2 separate regions of the Mus musculus genome follow, and region 1 is linked to region 2. The links are chromatin loops, found by intact Hi-C in ENCODE. Cell type or tissue: left cerebral cortex. All regions are shown on one strand. Links, peaks and the distances in the headings refer to the core of each region. The heading gives the core; the rest is flanking DNA.

Region 1 (10,209 bases), core at 2,562-7,561, 1.3 Mb after region 2:
GAGTCCAAGTTGATTCTTTATAGATAAATTAGAAAACTTCAATTGGTTGAAATGGTAAACTTTGTCCATCTAATCAATAATGAGGAATTGGAACATATATGCAATCAGGACAGATCCCCCAGAAGGAATATGGATTGGTGTTACCCAATTAAAATACTCTTTCTTTGAAAGAATAGAATTGTTTGTGAAAAGTAAATTAATTTGGAAATTTGTGCTCTACCAGAGCATCTTTTTTCCCTAGTATAGTTAATCAACAGCTCTCTCAAATCATAGCACATTTGACTCAATGTCCTCAGTTGCAATTATATGATATTCACATTCATTATAACTTGGAATATGTAATTGCTGGGCATACCTAAGACTTTTTAGTCTAAAATACTGAATTTCAATGAGGAAATTTTAGAAGACAATACTTTTAAGTTTTACAAAAAACATGGACATATGCGAGTGGTATGAAACAAATGCCAGAGGTCTTCTGACTATAAGCAAGTATATTTTTACATGTGATAGGCAATATAAATGAACCTAGGCAATACTCATGATATTTTCAACAATATTCATAATTAAACAGTGTGAAATAATTTCTGTAAGTTAGTACTTTGTCCACATGGTACAAGGTGTTAAAAGCAGAATAGGCCTTGCCTTCTGTATTCAAAATAAGAGTTCAAAACCCACAAATATGAACATTTAATACTATCTTGATGCAGAAGAGTGTGAGGATCATTTCTGAGAACCGGAGGTTTGCCTCTTCTCTTTGAAGACTCAGACTTTCTATTGCTGTTCTATTGAACACCATGATCGAATGCAATGGGGGAGGGGCAAACAAAGTTCATTTCACTTATAGTACCACATAAAAGAGTTCAAGTACTGCCTACTGACTGACTCCCCATGATATCCTTAGCCTGTTTTCTTATTGAACACAGGATCACCAGCCCATAGATGGCACCACCCACAATTGGTTGGGCCCTCTATCATCAATTAATAATTAAGAAATGTCCTACACATTTGTTTGCCTACAGCCTGATCTTGTGGAGGCATTTTCTTAATTGACATTCTCCCCTCTCAGGTAGTTTAACCTATGTCCAGTTGACATGGACCTATCCAGCACAACTGACATTTTTCCATTTGATACACAAACACATTACTTTCAAGCCACAGGATTTTCTTTCTCATTCATCAACAATATATCACATTGGTAACATAAAAATATTTAAAGGTCTCATACTCTTTACAAGTTCAAACACATTAAAATTCAGTCTCTGTAAAAAAAAAAATAATCAAGTCTCTTTAAAAATCCAAAAATCTCTCTAAAAATTTCTAAGTCAAACTGTGGGCTCCTATAAAGTAAAAAATAAGTTAAATACTTTCCTACTTCAAGAGAGAATAACCAGTGATCAAAGTAAAGACAACCTCCTGACGATGTAAATAAGATAATGTCTAATATCTGGGCAGTACTCACCATCCAGGTACCTTTTGACTCACTTCACCAGCTCTACGTTCTGCAGCCCACACAGCTCTCCTTCTAAACTTGTGCAGGTCAACTTGACTGCCACTGTTCTTGTTTTAAATCCCATGATACTAACATCTACAAAATGCTGGGATCTGCTGCAATTGATAGTACTTTCACCAACAGCCTTTTCTAGGTTTTCCATAGTGCCAAGCCTCAACTTGTTTTTCATGACCCCTTTAGTCTTGTGTGTTCAAACTGCTACTGAGGCTGCAACTTCACCAATGGTGGGTCTTTTCTGGACTCTCAAAGTGCTTTCTCAGCTGTTCTCCATGATCCCATTATGACTTAGAAATTAGCACTACCTGGGCAACTCCTACACACCCAAGTTCAGCTGCCAGCATGAGAAACAATCTTAGTTGTTTCTAGAACATAGCTTCTTTGAATTGATATTCAGAAAATACTTCTCAGAATATTTCACCTCAATGATGCTGGCTTCTTAATCAATGCTAATTTCTTAGCCCCAACTAGCCAATTTCAACTCCTCCAATAAAACAAATTCACTTTATTGCTTCTTTTCTCTTGTTATTCACAGCTCTAACTGACCAGATGCCACAGATTCTCTCCATAAATGGCTCTGTACCTTTCATGCCTTCTGATTTCACAAGTCAAGCCTCCATTGTCTGTATGGTTCTTGACATTTTTATCTTCAAAACTCCAACAAAACAGTCCATTGAGCTCTTGATACTTAATAGTTCTTGTAGCCCATAGTTACAAAGTCCTTGCACAATTTTTACCAAAACCTGATCAGGTCTGTCACAGCAATGCCCCTCTATTCTGGTACCTACTTGTCTTAGGTATGATTTCCACTGCTGTGATAAAACACCATGACCAATGCAATAGGGAGAGGAAAGGGTTTATTTCACTCACAGTTCCTCAAAATGGAGACATTTTTCAATTGAGTTTTATACCTCTCAGGTGAGTTTAGCTTGTGACAAGTTGACATAAAATAATAAAGTGCAAAGACAAAGTTAAGACAAATTCGAATGCAGGAACAAACAAAGAAGATAGAAAAAAAGATGGGCATTAAAAGAATTAACTCAATGGATGGAACTAGAAAACACCATTCTGAGTGGGATAACCCAGACCCAGAAAGACAAACACTGCAAGACTTCCAGTGGTGGGACTGGGACACCAACTCAGCCACAAAACCTTTGACCTACAATCTGCCCACTTGTACTGGGACAGTGGTGGCAAAGAACCTGTGGAAGCTGACAACAAATGACTCATCTAACTTGAGGCTCACACTGTGGAAGAGAGCCCATGCCCATGCCCAAAACTGCCTGGATGACCAGAAACCAGAGGCTGGAAAGCCCAGAGACCTAGGCTAGAACCAAATACCCCTGGCCAAACAACAACAACAACAACAATAACAACAACAACAACAACAACAACAAAACAATGAAATATTTCTTAACATTGTTCTGATATACTTACAGATAAGTGCCTAGTCCAGTTGTCATCAGAGTTTGCCCCATGATCTGATGGGAGTAGATGCAGAGACTCACAGCCAAGTATAATGCAGGGAGAGAGGGAGAGAGGAGGGACACGCATTTGGAAGTCTCTATGTGGTCCCTCTCCTTCATCTCAGGGAACCATGAAGAAGAATAGGAGGAAGAATTGTGGGAACTGGAGGTATCAAAAACATGAGGAGAGCAAGACCAGTGAAGTCAACTAAACAGGCTTACAGGGGCCCACGATTGGGGTCAAAATCAGGGATCCTGCATGGATCTGACATAGGTCCTTTGCATATACATTATGGGTCTTTAGCTTGCATGATCTTAGACCGTTTTCCTCTTGTAGAGTTCCCTTGCCCTAACTCGATATGAGGGTTTGTGCCTTGTCTTATTATATGTTGTTGTGCAATGCTATGCTGATGTCCCAGGAGGCCTGTTGTTCTTTTGGGGGGAGAGATGGGAGGATGGTAGTGGAGTAAACCTGGAAGAGAGGGATGCTGGTAGGAAACTGAGAGGATGGAGGAGGGGGAAGGTACAGTCAGGATATATTATATGAAACAGGAATAAATAAAAATATTTTTAGAAGTAAATTCAAATCCGCAGCATTTGGTTAAGATCATGCTTTGGAAGGACTATGAAGAAATATAAAGTTACACTTATGGCTCCTGGTATTTAGGTTATGAGAAGTCTCAAAAACTCATTGAAGGGATTTAATTTCAGGAAAGCATTTTCAAGGCTGATTTTCCATATAGATAAATTGGAACAAGTAAGTAAGACAGTCAAGGCGCCCTGAAAGCAGGTACAGCAATTTAATTGATATTAAGGCATTGCGATTTATTTTTAAGTTACTTATACTGATATAATGAATAAGAATAATAAAGAGGAATAAGGTTTAACTGCATAATGCATTTTCGATGATGTATATTTTAAATGATATTTCAGATAGGTTAGCTGATATCTAGAAATGCACATTTGGAAGCCATCCAAAGCTCACAGGGTAGACGAAAACATACAGGGCCTCAAACATGCCCATGAGGACAGTCTTTGAAAAAGGTGTTAGCAGAGATCTAGGGGCAGGTGTCAGTATAAGAAGCTACATGCTCAGGGCCATGCCCCCTTAATCTTTGCTACCTCTGAGCACCTCTTAAGCAATATAGGTAACAAATAGATCCACACTTTACACATTTAGGTATTAACCTCCTGATAATGTTGCTGCAAATAATCCCAAGAGCTTAGCAGGGAAAATACCAAGAGACAGTTGTATTATAAGGAAGAACACTTCCTTTCTTGTATGAAATTTGTTCTGAAATCTGAGCAGTTACTACCCAGTTTCTCCTTCCATGTCATCCCTCCATGAGCATGGCATCTCATATTATAATGCAAAGGGACTAGAATAAGTGAGAAGGATGGCAGAGTTTTCAATATCAAAACAGAACTACTAAAATAAAAAAAAAATCGTGCCATAAAACTGCAGAATTGTCACTACAGATTAAGAGGGGAATCAGTTTTCAGTACATTTCATTGCTGAGTAAAAGAAATGTTTTGACAAAATAGGCTAACCTTTATCACCGTGTTATATCTGGATATTTGGTGTGCATCTGATTCAGTCCATGGTAGTGCTAGCTACTCTAGTCCCATTGCCAGAATAGTTTGTGGAGAATAAGTTCTCAGAGCTATAATACGAAACAGAGTTAGCCATTTACTGCCTCACTTTCAATTGAAGATTATATGATACATGTATATAATTTTTATCATTCCTGTGAGGTCTCAGTTTTTTTCACAATTCTTTACAGTTATTTTCCACTATAAACCTTTTGATGGATGAATTTTATCATTGCAGAAATATCAGACACTATGTGAAAAGGGGGACCACTAAAAGATCACATCCTTCATAATAAAATGATTCACAGTGGCCCTAGATAGGTTTAATACAATTAATTTTTCAGAAATTTTTATGTGAAAATTTCCAATTTTAATAGCACGAGTCTCATTAAGCATGCTCTATTTTATGAGGAATATATAGTACCCGTGAGGCATTGTAAATGTTATAACTCCAGTTCCCCCTGGTGGCAGAACCTTCAAAGTGAATGATTTTTGTCTGCAGGATTTGGAGAGCTGTGGGCTGGCTGGCTGATAACCTCCAGGAGACTACAAAGGGTTTATTCTTTGGATTGCAAAGGCTTTGGAGAAAGCTTCTCACCAAACCCCTTGGGACAAACACAGCTGAGGATAGAGAAGAAAGAGGTGATTTCAAATGTCATTTTTGTTTCTATGTAAAACAATGTTTAAAAGTTACTCTGTTGTTTTATCTCCCATTTCTGATTTTGTTAATTTGGATACTGTCTCTGTGTCCTCTAGGTTAGTTTGGCTAAGGATTTATCTATCTTGTTGATTTTCTCAAAGAACCAGCTCCTGGTTTTGTTGATTCTTTGTATAGTTCTTTTTGTTTCCACTTGGTTGATTTCAGCCCTGAGTTTGATTATTTCCTGCAGTCTACTCCTCTTGGGTGTATTTGCTTCTTTTTGTTCTAGAACTTTCAGGTGTGCTGCCAAACTGCGGGTGTATGCTCTCTCCAGTTTCTTTTTGCAGGCAATCAGAGCTATGAGTTTTCCTCTTAGCACTCCTTTCATTGTGTCCCATAAGTTTGGGTATGTTGTGCTTTCATTTTCAATAAATTCTAAAAAGTCTGTAAATTCTTTTTTTTTTTTTCAATTTCTTCCTTGACTAAGTTATTGAGTAGGACGTTGTCCAGCTTCCACATACATGTGGCCTTTCTGTTGGTTTTGTTGCCATAATCCGTGATGATCTGATAGGATGCATGGGGTTATTTCAAACTTTTTGTATCCCTTGAGGCCTATTTTGTGACTGATTACATGGTCAGTTTTGGAGAAGGTACTATGAGGTGCTGAGAAGGTGTATTCTTTTGTTTTAGAATGAATTATTCTATAGATATCTGTTAAGTCCATTTGGTCCATAACTTCTGTTAATTTCACTGTGTCTCTGCTTAGTGGGTGTTTCCATGATCTGTCCATTGCTGAGAGTGGGGTGTTGAAGTCTCCCACTATTACTGTGTGAGGTGCAATGTATGCTTTGAGCTTTAGTAAAGTTTCTTTTATGGATGTGGGTGGCCTTGTGTTTGGAGCCTAGATGTTCAGAATTGAGAGTTTTTCTTGGTGGATTTTTCCTTTGACCAGTATGAAGTGTCTTTCCTTATCCTTTATAATAACTTTTGGTTGAAAGTTGGCTTTATTCGATATTTAGAATGGCTACTCCTGCTTGTTTCTTGGAACTGTTTCCTTGGAAAATTGTTTTCCAGCCCTTTGTTCTGAGGTAGTGCCTGCCTTTGTCACTAAGGTGAATTTCCGGCAGGCAGCAAAATTTTGGATCCTATTTATGTATCCAGTCTGTTAGTCTATGTCTTTTTATTGGGAAATTGAGTCCATTGATGTTAAGAGATATTAAGGAACAGTGATTGTTGCTTTCTGTTATTTTTGATGTTATTTTTATGTTTGTGTGGCTATATTCTTTTGGGCTTGTTGAAAGTAGTTTACTTTCTTGCTGTTTCTAGGGTGTAGTTTCTCTCATTGTGTTGGCATTTGGCATCTATTATCCTTTGTAGGGCTGGATTTGTGGGAAGATAATGTGTAAATTTGGTTTTATTATGGAATATCTTGGTTTCTCCATGTATAGTAATTGATTTCTTGGCATTCTAGTGTGAGTTGGAGTTTGTGTTTTCTTAGGGTCTGTATTACATTTGCTCAGGATCTTTTAGCTTTCATAGTCTCTGGTGAGAAGTCTGGTGTAATTCTGATAGGTCTGCCTTTATATGTTACTTGACCTTTTCCCCCTACTGCATTTAATATTCTTTGTTTTGTGCATTTGCTATTTTTTTGACTATTATGTGACGTGACCAATTTCTCTTCTGGTCCAATCTATTTTGAGTTCTGTAGGGTTCTTGTATGTTTCTGGGCATATCTTTCTTTCTCTCTCTTTTTTTTTTTCCGAGACAGAGTTTCTCTGTGTAGCCCTGGCTGTCCTGGAACTCACTCTGTATACCAGGCTGGCCTCGAACTCAGAAATTCACCTACCTTTGCCTCCCAAGTGTTGGGATTAAAGGCGTGCGCCAGCATGCCGCATGGGCATATCTTTCTTTAGGTTAGGGAAACGTTCTTCTATAATTTTGTTGAAGATATTTATTTACTAGTCCTTTAAATTGGCACTCTTTGCTCTCTTATATACCTACTATCCTTAGATTTGGTCTTAACAAAATCAGAAATTGAAAGGGAGACATAACAACAGAAACTGAGGAAATCCAAAAAAAACATCAGATTCTACTACAAAAGCTTATTCTCAATAACACTGAAAAATATGGAAGAAATGGACAATTTTCTAGACAGATACCAAACAACAACGTTATATCAGGACTAGATAAGCCATCTAAACAGTCCCATAGCCCCTAAAGAAATAGAAGCACTCATTAAAAGTATCCCAACCAAAGAAAGCCCAGGACCAGATGGGTTTAGTGCAGAGTTCTATCAGACGTTCAAAGAAGACCTAATGCCATATTCTTTAAACTGTCCCACAGAAAAGAAACAGAAGGAACACTACCTAATTTGTTCTATGAAGCCACAGTTACTCTGATACCAAAACCACACGAAGACCCAACAAAGAGAGAACTTCAGAGCAATTTGCCTTATGAATATCGATGCAAAAATATTCAATAAAATTCTTGCAAACTGAATCCAAGAACACTTCAAAAGGATCATTCACCACGATCAAGTAGGCTTCATCCCATGGATACAGGGATGTTTCAATATATGGCAATCTGTCAACGTAATCTACTATATAAACAAACTCAAAGAAAAGAAACTCACATGATCACTTTATTTGATGATGAAAAAGCATTTGACAAAATCCAACATCCCTTCATGAAAAAAGTCTTGGAAAGATCAGGATTTTAATGCCCATACCCCGAGACACCTGTTAAATCCTTCATGTTGGGGCAAAACAAATCAGCATCCTCTCTATACTCAAAGTGTAAATGAGCTGAAAAAGAATTAGAGAAACATGTGAATTCACAATAGTCACAAACAATATAAAATACCTTGGTGGGACTCTAACCAAACAAGTGAAAGATCTGGATGGCAAGAATGTGAAGTCTCTGAAGAAAGAAATTAAAGAAGACCTCAGAAGATGGAAAGATCTCCCATGCTTTTGGATTTGCAGGATTAATATAGTAAAAATGGCCTTCTTGCTGAAAGCAATCTACAGATTCAATGTAATTCCCATCAAAATTCCTACACAATTTTTCATAGAGTTAGAATAAGCAATTCTCAGTTTCATTTGGAATAACAAAAAGTCCAGGATAGCAAAAACTACTCTCAATAATAAAAGAACTTCTGTTTTGCAAATTGTATCTTGGGTATTCTACATTTCTGGGCTAATACTCGCTTATCAGTGAATACATATCATGTGTGTTCTTTTGTGATTGGGTTACCTCACTCAGGATGATATCCCCCAGATACATCCATTTGCCTAAGAATTTCACGAATTCATTGCTTTTAATAGCTGAGTAGTACTCCATTGTGTAAATGTACCACATTTTCTTTATTCATTCTTCTGTTGAGGGACATCTGGGTTCTTTCCAGCTTCTGGCTATTATAAATGAGGCTGCTGGGTGGGTTGGGGAGCATGGTGGGGGGAGGGTATATGGGACTTTGGGGATAGCATTTTAAATGTAAATGAAGAAAATATCTAATGAAAAATATTTATAATAAATAAATAAATAAATAAATAAATAAATAAATGAACTTCTGGGGGATTCACCATCCCTGACCTCAAGCTATACTACAGAGGAATAGTGTTAAAAGCTGCATGGTACAGTGACAGGCAGGCAGATCAATGGTATAGAATTGAAGACCCAGAAATGAGCCTACATACATTTGGTCATCTTTCACAAAGGAGCTAAAACCATCCAGTGGAAAAAAGACAGCATTTTCAACAAATGGTGCTGGTTCAGCTGGCAGTCAACATGTAGAAGAATGCAAATTGATCCATTCTTATATCATTGTACCAAATTCAAGTCCAAGTGGATCAAGGACCTCCACATAAAACCAGATATACTGAATCGAATAGAGGAGAAAGTGTGGAAGAGCCTCAAGCACATGGCCACAGGGGAAAAGTTCCTGAACAGAATATCAACAGCTTATGCTCTAAGATCAAGAATTGACAAATGGGACCTCATAAAATTGCAAAGCTTCTGTAAGGCAAAGGACACTGTCAATAGGACAAAATGGCAACCAACAGACTGGGAAAAGATCTTTACCAACCAGTCATCTGATAGATGGCTAATATCCAATATATCCAAGGACTCGAGAAGGTAGACTCCAGAAAATCAAATAACCCTATTAAAAATGGGGAGCAGAGCTAAAGAGAATTGTCAACTGAGGAAACTCGAATGGCTGAGAAGCACCTAAAAAAATGGTGAACATCCTTAGTTGTCAGGGAAATACAAATCAAAACAACCCTAAGATTCTACCTCACACCAGTCAGATTGGCTAAGATAAAAAACTCAGGTGACAGCATATGCTGGTGAGCATGTGGAGAAAGAGGAACACTCCTCCATTGTTGGTGGGATTGCAAGCTGGTACAACCACTCTGAAAATCAGTCTGGTGGTTCCTCAGAAAACTGGACAAAGTACCCAGCTATCCCACACCTGGGCATATACTCAGAAGATGCTCCAATATGTTATAAGGATGCATGCTCCACTATGTTCTTAGCAGCCTTACTTATAATAGCCAGAAGCCGGGGGAAAAAAATACAAAACAAAAAACCAAAAAACCCAGATGTCTCACCACAGAGGAATGGATACTGAAAATGTGGTACATTTACATAATGGAGTACTACTCAGCTATTAAAAACAATGACTTCATGAAATTCCCAGGCAAATGGTTGAAACTTGAAAATATTATCCTGAGTGAGATAACCAACACACTGTATGTACTCACTGATAAGTGGATAATAGCCATCCTAGATGTAGTCACCATACCTGGATGCTATTGTGGATGCTGGAAAGTGCTTGCTGATGGGAGCCTGATATGGCTGCCTCCTGAGAGGCTCTGCCAGAGCCTGACAAGTACAGAGACTTGCAGCCAATCATTGGAACTTTAGGAGCCGAGGGGTATGTAGCCCCATTGAGGAAGCAACACCTCCCAATGACTGGACCACCAACCAAAGGGTATACG
Region 2 (10,209 bases), core at 3,113-8,112:
CCTGCTAGACGGGTCAAATTTGAATGTATGGGTGCTATAGGAATACACATGGAGGAGGAGTTTTCCGGAGTTAGTTGTCTCCCTTCACTGTGAGCTCCAGGGCTGCCAGGCTGTTTAGGTACGTCCATCTAGTGAACCATACCATCTCCTCAGTCTTAGGAAATTTACTTCCAGTTTCTGGAGATCAAAAGTTGTTTTGTGGCCTTAGGTTTTTCCAGATGAAGTTACTTTCTAGGAATTAGTCCACCCCCGCCCCCCAGGTCTCCCACAGAGCCCTCCTGGGAGGTGGGGTGGGGCTCCGTCAAACCCTTCTCAAAGCCCTCAGACCAACCAGGCTCTACTGGAACTTACTGTTACCCTTCCCCAGCTGTGGGGATGCAGGACAAAGCTGCTGCAGAGCAGAGTCCCCAATGGCTGCATCTCATGGGTAACTTGTTCCAGAAGGCCCAGCAAGAGTTCTGTTTAATTCTAGGGTGTTATCCTACTGTTTATGCACAAATGTTTACAGCCATAGCTATTATTACGAATAATAATCATAATCACTATATATTTAATTAGGGCACTGCATGAACTAGATGTGCTTCTGAGCCTATTGTTGGACAGAGTGCCCTCATTTCCTGCAGTTTTATAGGCACCCTCTGGGACTATGTTGTCAGAAGTCTGTTCAATCTAGAATCCTGCTACTAGTAGGGATACCATTTGGTTATTTTGCTGTGAGTTTGTCTTAAACAACAACGAAAACAAAACCAAAAAAAAAAAAAACAAAAAACAAAAAAAAAAAAAAAACCAACCAAACAAAACAAGACAAAAAACTAAACAAGGGTGGAAAAAATATAAATTGGGATATGAACTTACACACTCAGGGAAACTTACTAAGAATATAAACTTCCAAATAATAATCAGATCCACACAAGCATCAGCCAACTGGACTGAATTTCAGCAAACCTGCCCTGCTGCGGGAATGGTGGGCTGGCTTCCGGTGGAGCCTGCCCTGCTGTGGGGATGGTGGGCTGGCTTCTGGTGGAGAGCCTTGTGCTAGCCAAAGTTTCAGAAGCTTTTCCAGGTGAGCCACAGGACTCCCTGCCTGGGGTCTGCAGGAGACATTGCTTCCATCCAAGCTTCCCTGCCTCGGCTTCGGCTGGTGTTGGTGCAAATTGGTAGGCTGGAGGCAGCTGCAGCCTGCAGGTGGCTTGTCAGAGTAGCGCTTGAGCCTTCTTGTTCACTGGTTCTTAAAAATGTAAATTAACCATGTTAACCTTAAAAACAAGACAAAACTGCACCATCTCAAATAGTGCTTGATTTCCTACTTCCTGCCCCTCTTCTCTGAAACTGATGTGTGAGCTTTTTAATATAGTAAATAGTATTGAAATGAAAGATTGGCAGGTTAGGAATTTTAGGTCTCTCATTGGTGTAATGTGGAAAAGTCCTTGCAGCACCAGTTGAGAACTGTTCTCTTGGATCACAAACTCCATGACACTCCCAGGTGCAACTTGCTCCTCTGCAAGGTAAAACCTACAATCAGCCACTGGTTTTGGATTTAAATACTGCTGCTATGTATGTTGTTGATACTGTAACTTTTTCCATAAGAGGGTTTAAGGTATCAATGTAGTAAACAGCAGAAACACACAGCCAAGTCGTGATTTAAGCAAAAGATAGTCCTAACTGGATAGTTTCAGTTTACTTGAGTTAAAAACAAACAAAACCCAAATCCTCAAACCAAAACAGTTTTTCTGTGTATTGCCAGGGCATCCAGACTCAAATCTCAAAGAAGTTCTATTTCAGTCATTAAACTTATACTTTAGACATTTCAGGGGCGGGGGGAGCAGCTTTAAAAAGCCAAGGGAGGTGACAGTGGGGCGAGGCAGGAAGTGGTGGCACCGTGCCTTTAATCCCAGTACTGGGAGGCAGAGGATCTCTGTGAGTTTGAAGCCAGCCTGGTCTACAGATTGAGTTTCTGGACAGCCAGGGCTACACAGAGAAAACATGTTTTGAAAAACAAAACAATCAAACCAAACCAAAATAATAATAATAATAATACCCCTATTCCTTACTAAATTAAAATTAACACACAGTTTATATAGCTGGAAAAAGAAAAGATTTTTGGATATATATTTTATTTGACAGTGTTTTAGAATATCATACAGTAAACAAGATTTCTGTAAAAGTTAATTTATCCATAGTGGTGCGTTTCATAAAAATAGTTGCTCACTTACAGTCTTTCTGTGACTATTAATACATGGAATTATATTTATAGAGATACAGCTGTACAGGGTAAATTCACAGCTAACACTACACAGAAATATTATTTGGAATGAGATTTAGATGATGTGCTGTCTTCACGGGTTATGGATTACAGCCGCATAAAGCAATTGCTGCACGGGTAGTAGCTGTGAAGTGTGCAAATTAGAGTTTATGCAAGGGTGATCTCCACGGTTGTCCTTCTGAAGCCTATGGAACGTAAAGGTCAGAGGACACAGTACCAGGACGTACGTGCAGCTACACTACAGAGCATGGTCCAAACCCAGAGTCAATAAATTAATGGCAAACTATACTGGATTTCTAGTCCAGGGGAAAAAGACAAATTGAGATTAAACCGAAAGTATAAACCGCTACACGTGTTTGTGCTTTGTTTATGATGAATGTGTTTCATTTTGGAAATTACTTTTACAAGCTGCAATACCCTTCACTTGAGGCTTCTGACCATATTTGCTTGTGGAACAACTATCTTTATGTACGATGGAAATTAAACTAGGTAGTGTCCAGAGAGTGGGAAGACTCATTGAGACAGCAGTTACATGTGACCTGGCGTGATGGACCCGGCTTCCCTCTTACTCAACAAGTACTTGTGTAAGGAGCAGAATATCTGAAGAGTTGAAGCCTCAGTTATACAAAACATATTCATGACAAAATGCCTTCAGACATTTTGTCTTTAAATATGTGCAGCTACAATAAATACCAATGGATAGCTGACTAATGTTAACGTTTGACAGTTTTTACTGCAGGGACAATCGCTGACCTGCGATGGTAACCCGGGGACATAAAGGTGCATCTATAGATTGTTAGTGTAACAAAAAGCATTAGCAAATTGGAGGCGAAAAGCTACAGGTGGAAACAAAAAGGAGATCAAATAAGGAAAGCAGAAAGGAATGCCAAAGGACTTATGTTCTTTAATGAAAATAAATTAGTTATCATAATGCTTTCAATATTAGAGATTCTAATTTGAGAAATATAGGACAAATACTTTGTCAAAGTGCAAATGAAGAGCTTTAAAATAAGACAATCAAATAGGTAAAATAGAAGATTGCTAACAGAGCAGCTACGTATCTCTGAGTGCCTGGGATGACAGGAAGCCTTTTCAGGAAGGAACTGCAGCGTTGTCAATCTCGATTAAACAGATTATGGTCTTTTGATTATCAAACTCATTATTTTAGAGGCAACCAATTAGGATCTACGAGCTAACCTGCAAAATTCTGACTTACGGCAAACTGCTCCCTAGGATACAATTTTTAAAACCTTTTTTCCCTACTACTGAAAATGTACAGAAATGTGACTTGACCACAGAAATGGCAGTAAAAAAGGCATCACACCAATGAATTCACTAGGTTTCTAACTCATCCTGCAGTAGGCAGGGGACGCTGCTGCTAATACCGTTGGTGGATGCTGAAGGGGGAGCCATGGAAACGTAGCATGGGAGAACAGTTCTGGATGTTTCAAAGAAACCCTTTATCCCCTGTCTAGATATGTCAAGAACGATTTATTTACAACACTTTAGATCAATTAAAAGATATAATCTTGTCTCAGTTTCCGCTTGCTCCGTGCAGTTTGATTTTTTTTTAAGGCGATATTCCAGTTTGTGATTGCTCTGAACTTGTCCAGTTTCTTGATATAAAGTTTGGATGACATCCAAATCCTTCATGCAGTGGGGGGAACTTTTTTCTTTTTCTCTTTTTGAATCTAAAGCTACACTGCACTGTCTCTCTGTGATGTTTGCGTGATTTTGGTTCTTCCGTAGCTGCCAAAGCTCCCACCATGGAACCGGGGGCTTTAGGATCAGTTTAGGTCTGCCTGCGCGCACACCGTGCCGTGCCGCCTACGCGCGTCGCACGCCGGCGCTCCCGGGCTTCGGCGCCTCGTATAGATCTATGCGTGTGACAGTGGAAATAAATTAAAACGCCGTGAGACGGAACCCAGGAAGATCGGCCTGCGTGGAGGCGGGCGGGGGCCCCTCGCCTTGGGGCTCATCTGCCCGCGGCCGAGGCGCCAGGCTGCAGGGCGCCCGGCAGCTTGTCGGAGCCCGGCACCTTCCAGGGCCCCGGCGCCATCGTCGCCTTGCGCGCTGGGCCGCCCCCCGTGGGCCGCGCTGCGGGTCGGGCCCCCGAGCGCACACCCACCTTGGCCTCGGCCTCCCGCGCGCCCGCGGCCCCGAGGCCCTCACGCCGGCCGCGCAGCGCCTCCTTCCCGTCGGCCGCCTCCGAGGCGGGCCTGCCGGCCTCGGGCCGCCCCTGGCCGCCGGGCACCTCCTCCAGCCTGGGCCGCGCACTGCGCTGCGGGCTCGCCGAGCGCTCCCTCTGCTCCCCCAGGCGCTGCTTCTTCTGGCCGCCGGCCGAAAGCTCCTTTGGTTTCCTAACGTCGTGTTCCCTTTGGATATCCCAAGTTGGGTCTGGGCCTATCTGGTGGGAAGGGTCGGAGGGTGGGGCTGGATGTGATGGAGAGAATGGAGAGAGGATGTCTTCGAGGGAGACGCCTACTTCCGGCAGGCCTGGGGCGGCGGCAGCGGCAGCACTCCAGGCGTGGGGTTCGTCTGTGGACAGGAAGCACAGGCGTTAGGGCGCGCCGCGTCCCCGCGCTCCAGCTAACTCCCCCACCCCCATGCCGGGGACCCGGGCTGGCAGCCAGGCGGCTGCTCTCAAGGGCCCCGCCACATCCCTCAACTGCCCAGAGGGCAGCCAGCCGCACCCCGGGGTTCCGTCCCCCACCCGTCCCGGGCAGCCATCGCTCAAGAGTTCAAGGCACAGCTCGGGCCTAATCCCTTTGCCTCAGTCTGCTCTTAATTTCTGGGGTCACGCCTAGCATGGCCACTGACTTGGCAATAAATCACCGGTTCTCAGACCTCACTGTGGAAATACAAGTTGCCCAGCGACCCAGCCCAGCAGGTCCCAGCAGTATAGAGACCAGGTGCTCCTCTGTTTTTAGCAGGCCTTCTGCGATTCTTGGGATGGATCTGAGTCCTCCTCAAAGGAGTTGGGTGTGTGATTTTCTCAGCCGTTAGGTGTCGCTCAAAGCATAGTTCTCAGCAATTGCCTAATAACCTTGGGATTTGGATTGATTCATCTGAAAACTATCATTGCTTTCTTGCCCGAAAAGAAAATCATTGTCTTTGATTTTTTTTTTTTTTTTTTTTTGTAGTTTTAACATGGATGGCTCCTAGACTAAGATAAACGGGACTGATTCTAGAAAGCCTAGCTTTAAGGCCATTGAGGATTTACTCTGTTGCCTTCCAAGCAACTATGTTGACTTTCCAAAAAAGTATATATAACATAAAACAAAACACTGGCCGGAAACCAAGTAGGGGGCAGATGTGTTGGATTCAGTGAGTTAGTTATGACCACCAGCAATAACATTTCCCTGGAATTTTCTTACCCCAAGGCAAAATCAAGCAGGGAAATTCAATACAGGAACCCTTGATATTTGTGAGGAAAATGTCTCATGACCTTTGAAAAGATCTTAAGTTTTATAATTCTCAGAATGTTATTTTCTCTAAGGAATTAGTATATGAGTGGGACACAAAGAAGCCACATTTATATTGAGTTCTGGGTGGCTGTTGATTCTTTTCCACTAGTAGGTGGTAAGGTTAGTGATCTTGAGTCCGCCCAGCTCATGAATACCAGGAGCCTGCTTTGTTTTAAAGTTGAGATGTGTATATGGTACTTCTTCTGATGGTGACTTAGACGAGGACAGGAAGAGGACAGTGGAGTTGCTCTCTTCCCCAACAGTTCTGGCCACCTTTAAACTATCAGAGTAGTTGCACACACTTTGTCCTTTGCTGTGAGATCTGAATAGGTCACTCTGAGTACAGCCTTATCTTCCTTCTCTCCATAAACTGATGTCCATGAATCTTTTCAGTTTGGAAACCAAGTATCCTTGGTTACCTTCGGAATAATCTGGAATTAGTCGATGTGTTCAGTGGAAACCCCTACTGTGGGCTACAGTTAAAAATCAGACTAGCATTTGATAGAAAGCAGCAACTTGCCAGTGTAGGAAAATATGCCTGAAACAGTTAAACACGAATTCTAAAGACCTGGGGGGGTTAGTGCCCAGGACCATGGTGATGACAGTTTGCATGTTAATAGCTCGTACTCCCACCATTATATCACATATGGCCGAGGCAATGAGCTGGCCTGAAATCACTTCTGAGACACAGGGAGAGGGTAAGTAGCTTGACCAAAATTATTGAATGAGCACCCTAGAGTAACATTTGGGTTTCTTTACCCATTTTACTGAGTGAGAAAATTGTCCCAGCCTATTGACATGCAAATAAGATTAAATCAAGTGACACAGACCTTAGTGGCCATCCTGCCTAAAGGCGACCGGCCCCATCTCCCAACAGAGCACTTAGCATTTGTTCCTCAGAACCACGTAAGGTATTGAACAGGAGAGTTCTGGTCAGACCATGAGAAAGATTAACTCACACATGGAGGTAGCTGCCCTTGGCTTGGCCTGGGATCGTCTCTGAAGCCTTATTCTTTGTCCTTCTCCTCTTTCCTATCTCCAATCACTCTTTATGATAAGCTAGAAGATGGGCTTATCTACAAATGCAAGTCTTACTATAAAAAGATTTTTTTCAAGGGATTTTAATAGGCAATCAAATACTTAACTGAAGGAGAAAGGAAAAGTTTTTGTGTTCTACCCCACTGAACCCAGTGGTGCTTTAGTGTCAGCTCCAGAGGATACCTCTGTGTATTCACCTTCATATACCACGGCTGAGTATTTCCATAAACAGGCTGGACTCAGAGCTTTATGCCACCTAGCCTCCTGTTCTCCGACCTCATCAGGGATTTAGTCTTAGGAGTTTTTCTTCGCCATAGCATTTCCTGGGTGTTCTCTTACTTGTAAAGCTCTATGGAAAGTGTTCCTGTTGAGCTCCGTCCTCCCCAGTGGCTCTACCCCAGTCCCTCCATCTGCCTTCTTGATATCTCTCCTTGAAAAGTGCACTGTCACCTTCCGATGTCTCAACTAAACACCAGGAACCTTCCCTCCAAGCTACTCTCCATGCCTCCTCGGTGTCTCTCCTTGATGGATGGTATTGTCATCACATGGTGTCACCCTAGGTCCCCGACTTTCTTGAATCTCACAAATACAAGGCATCGGTTTAGTTCTGGCTTCAGACATGCATAGGCTCTATGCACATACACTTGACATAGCTAAGGTAGGAGCGAGACTATAAAAGTTCTAAATTCTAAAACCAATTTAAGCACTGTTCAGAGAAGTATAGAAATGGTGAGCTACTACCTGTCTGTACAAGGGATTGCTTGGCATAAGGCAGCCACCAGGTGGAGGGACATTGTTTTAGATGGAGGAGCTGCAGAAATCACTGTCACCTGAGCTGCTGCCATAAGCCCCTCTTTGCTTCCATGCTTGAGTTCCGCCAGAGGGCCTCCACATAACAGAATCTTTGATAAACAAGTTCTCGCCTAAACCTTCAGTGGGTTTTCACTGCTTTTAGATAGAAACTCATCATGATTCGCTGGTCTACAAGAGCCTGCTGCAGGATCTGGGTCCTGACAGTCTCACCAGCTTTGTCTCCACTCACCCCCTGCTCTTTCACCCAAGTTGTTCTCTGCTCAGTTCTTCAGTTACAGGGATCTCACTCTGGGATGCTGCTGTCAGCTGCTCTGCTCACTGCTGAAGGCACTCCTAGCTGCTCACATAAGGAAGCAAGTCTCCTACACCCTTCCTGTCTCTTGAGTTTTATTCCAAAGAATTCCGATATATAGTAAGCAGGACTCTTCAATGGTATCCTGTTTTATATCCTCATAGTCACTATGAGGATATATGGAGGTCCTTATGCCTTTTTGCTATTTACTTGATTAACATCAGTCTAAAATACTAGTTGTATGCTTCACAAAGACAATGACCACACTGGTCTTGTTTATCATAGTGGACTTAAAAAAACAGGACAGTATTTGAAACAAAAAGTGAGTGCTTGATGAATATTTGACAAGTGAATGAAAATCTGTTCCAGAAATAGAAATGGAAGAAGGCCTGATACCACTTCAAGGCAGAAGATTCACATTTAAAATCTAGTCTCTCAGAAGTGAGTGTGTGTCTGTGACCTGTGTCTGTTTTTGAGAGGAAAGATGGTAGTGACTTGAGATTGTCAGAAAATAGGTCTGGAGAGGGGAGGAGAGTGATGCAGAAAGAGGGAAGGAAGCAACAGAGAGGATGATGGAAACGGATCAGGAGAGAGAGGAGCAGACAGAAGCAGAGTCAGTTCCCTTCAAGTTTTGCAGACGTCCTTTCCTCATTAATGTTGTGGATGGGCCGGGTGCTGTGTGTATGCTGATGCTAATTCCGTTCTTCTGGGAGGGGATGGGGACAAGGAGTGAGTCTTACTCAGGTGACTTCCTGTGAACCAATCCCTAATGAATAAAGGAGCCAATCACTGGGCAAGTAGGTGGGACTCCTGGGTTGGCCGAGGAAGAGAGGAAGCAGGAGAGAGTTAGGTCTTCTTTTTTTTTTTTTGGCCGGGGAGAGTATGAGGACAAGATGTAGCTATGAGTGTCTCTCGGTTTCAATGGCAGATCCATCAGGATTCACCACTGGAGGATTTAGATTTAATAAGGCTTACAAGATTAGGATTTTAGTTGCTCCACCCGGCGATTGAGTTATCGTTTCTGAACTAAGTTTGTGTTGTGTTTTCCTTCACACGGCAGCTCATCTGGGTTCAAGAGAGAAAGGTACTGCGGCAAAGTGTGGGTTTGCCAGAAGTGCACCACAAAGACCATGGGGGATTTGAAGCACGGGGTTGGTGTGGGAATGACATACCAGTGGGACCTTAGTGAGCTGAGTGGAGATGTTTCAGGAGCTCAGGGCCAGAGAGTCTTCACAAGATAAAACAGGTTGGCCATTGCCCACCAGTGTATGGCCAGCCAGGCCAGTGGGGCTGAGAGTAGCAGGGCATAGCATAGGAACTTGCCGATTCATTTTTTAATATTTCCCACAATACATTAATTTTACCAGCTGCTGGAAAGCCTTCATCCTTGAGGCCACTGACCACTGTGTTGTGGAGTGTTCTGAAGAGGACCACAGATACAATAGATGGCTTTAAGCTATCGAGAGAAACACATCCTCTTCTTTAAGTTAGGATCATATTTTTATCCTTCTTACTTTCATTTCTTTGTTTTGTTTTGTTTAGTTTGGTTTCCTGGCTGTCCTGGAAATTGCTCTGTAGACCAGGCTGGCCTTGAACTCACAGAGAGATCCACCTGCCTCTGCCTCCTGAGTGCTGGGATCAAAGGCGTGCACCACCACAGCCCCCTACTTTCTTTTCTATTAAGTTCTTAACTCCTCTAGAATGCACACTGATCAATGCCTAGGTTTACATTTTTATATATAATACAGATTATGTATATACCATTATTTTTGAATTAAAAGATAAATTGGCCTCTTAAATTATCTTGTAGGAAAGCAGCAATATTAACAAACTAAATTCATTTTATATGCCGAGATTAAAAAAACAATCTCCTTGGGCTGATAAGATAGGTAGGAAAGGTGTTTGCTGTGTATATCTGGAGATCTGATTTCAACACTTGGAAACCATGTAAAGATGGAAGGAGAAAACCAACTCTACAAAGCTGCCTTGTGATCTCCACAGGTACACACACACACACACACACACACACACACACCTGTGTGTTCATGGACTGTCACATACACATTCACGCTCACACACATGCACACACTAAAACCTCCTAGTAAACGTCTTACATACAGGGAGTATGTTCTATCATCTTGTTTATGAAATATCACCAGAATGATAGCAACCAAGGATCTGACTGGCGAGGAATACAGTGCTTGTTGTAGTGAATCTCTTTTCAGATGGCTCTTAATCTTCAGAAAAAGAAAATCTGTATAATGGGGGAACACATAATTCAAATAAAGGAAGAATGCTGGATGTATGTCTCTCAGTGGCAAAGCACATGGCTACAA

The links. Hi-C counts contacts between places; a loop is a spot of excess contacts. Peaks named below come from ENCODE experiments on the same cell type or tissue, not always from the same donor. Only the 100,000 strongest peaks of a DNase experiment are listed, where the experiment ranks them.
Region 1: it touches region 2 in a loop (4-fold over the local background); 6 of 42 quality-filtered maps call a loop at or near these places.

What each region holds. Positions count from the first base shown.
Region 1 is chr5:19,424,324-19,434,532 of GRCm38, reverse strand. All of the region lies in intron 1 of Magi2 (membrane associated guanylate kinase, WW and PDZ domain containing 2), which reads right to left. Among named protein-coding and RNA genes, the nearest start is that of Gm25335, 86 kb to the left of the region's middle. In left cerebral cortex, for the core only: a CTCF peak has its summit at 5,021 (motif pointing left); a DNase peak (open chromatin) is centred at 5,035.
Region 2 is chr5:20,696,662-20,706,870 of GRCm38, reverse strand. It overlaps Magi2 (membrane associated guanylate kinase, WW and PDZ domain containing 2), which reads right to left. Exons shown (of 23, transcript NM_001170746.1): 23 at 2,080-4,801. The coding sequence ends at 4,745. Among named protein-coding and RNA genes, the nearest start is that of Gm52763, 20 kb to the right of the region's middle. In left cerebral cortex, for the core only: CTCF peaks have their summits at 3,618, 5,262 and 7,544 (motif pointing right); DNase peaks (open chromatin) are centred at 3,683, 4,066, 4,750 and 5,230; H3K4me3 peaks cover 1,723 bases; H3K27ac peaks cover 3,050 bases.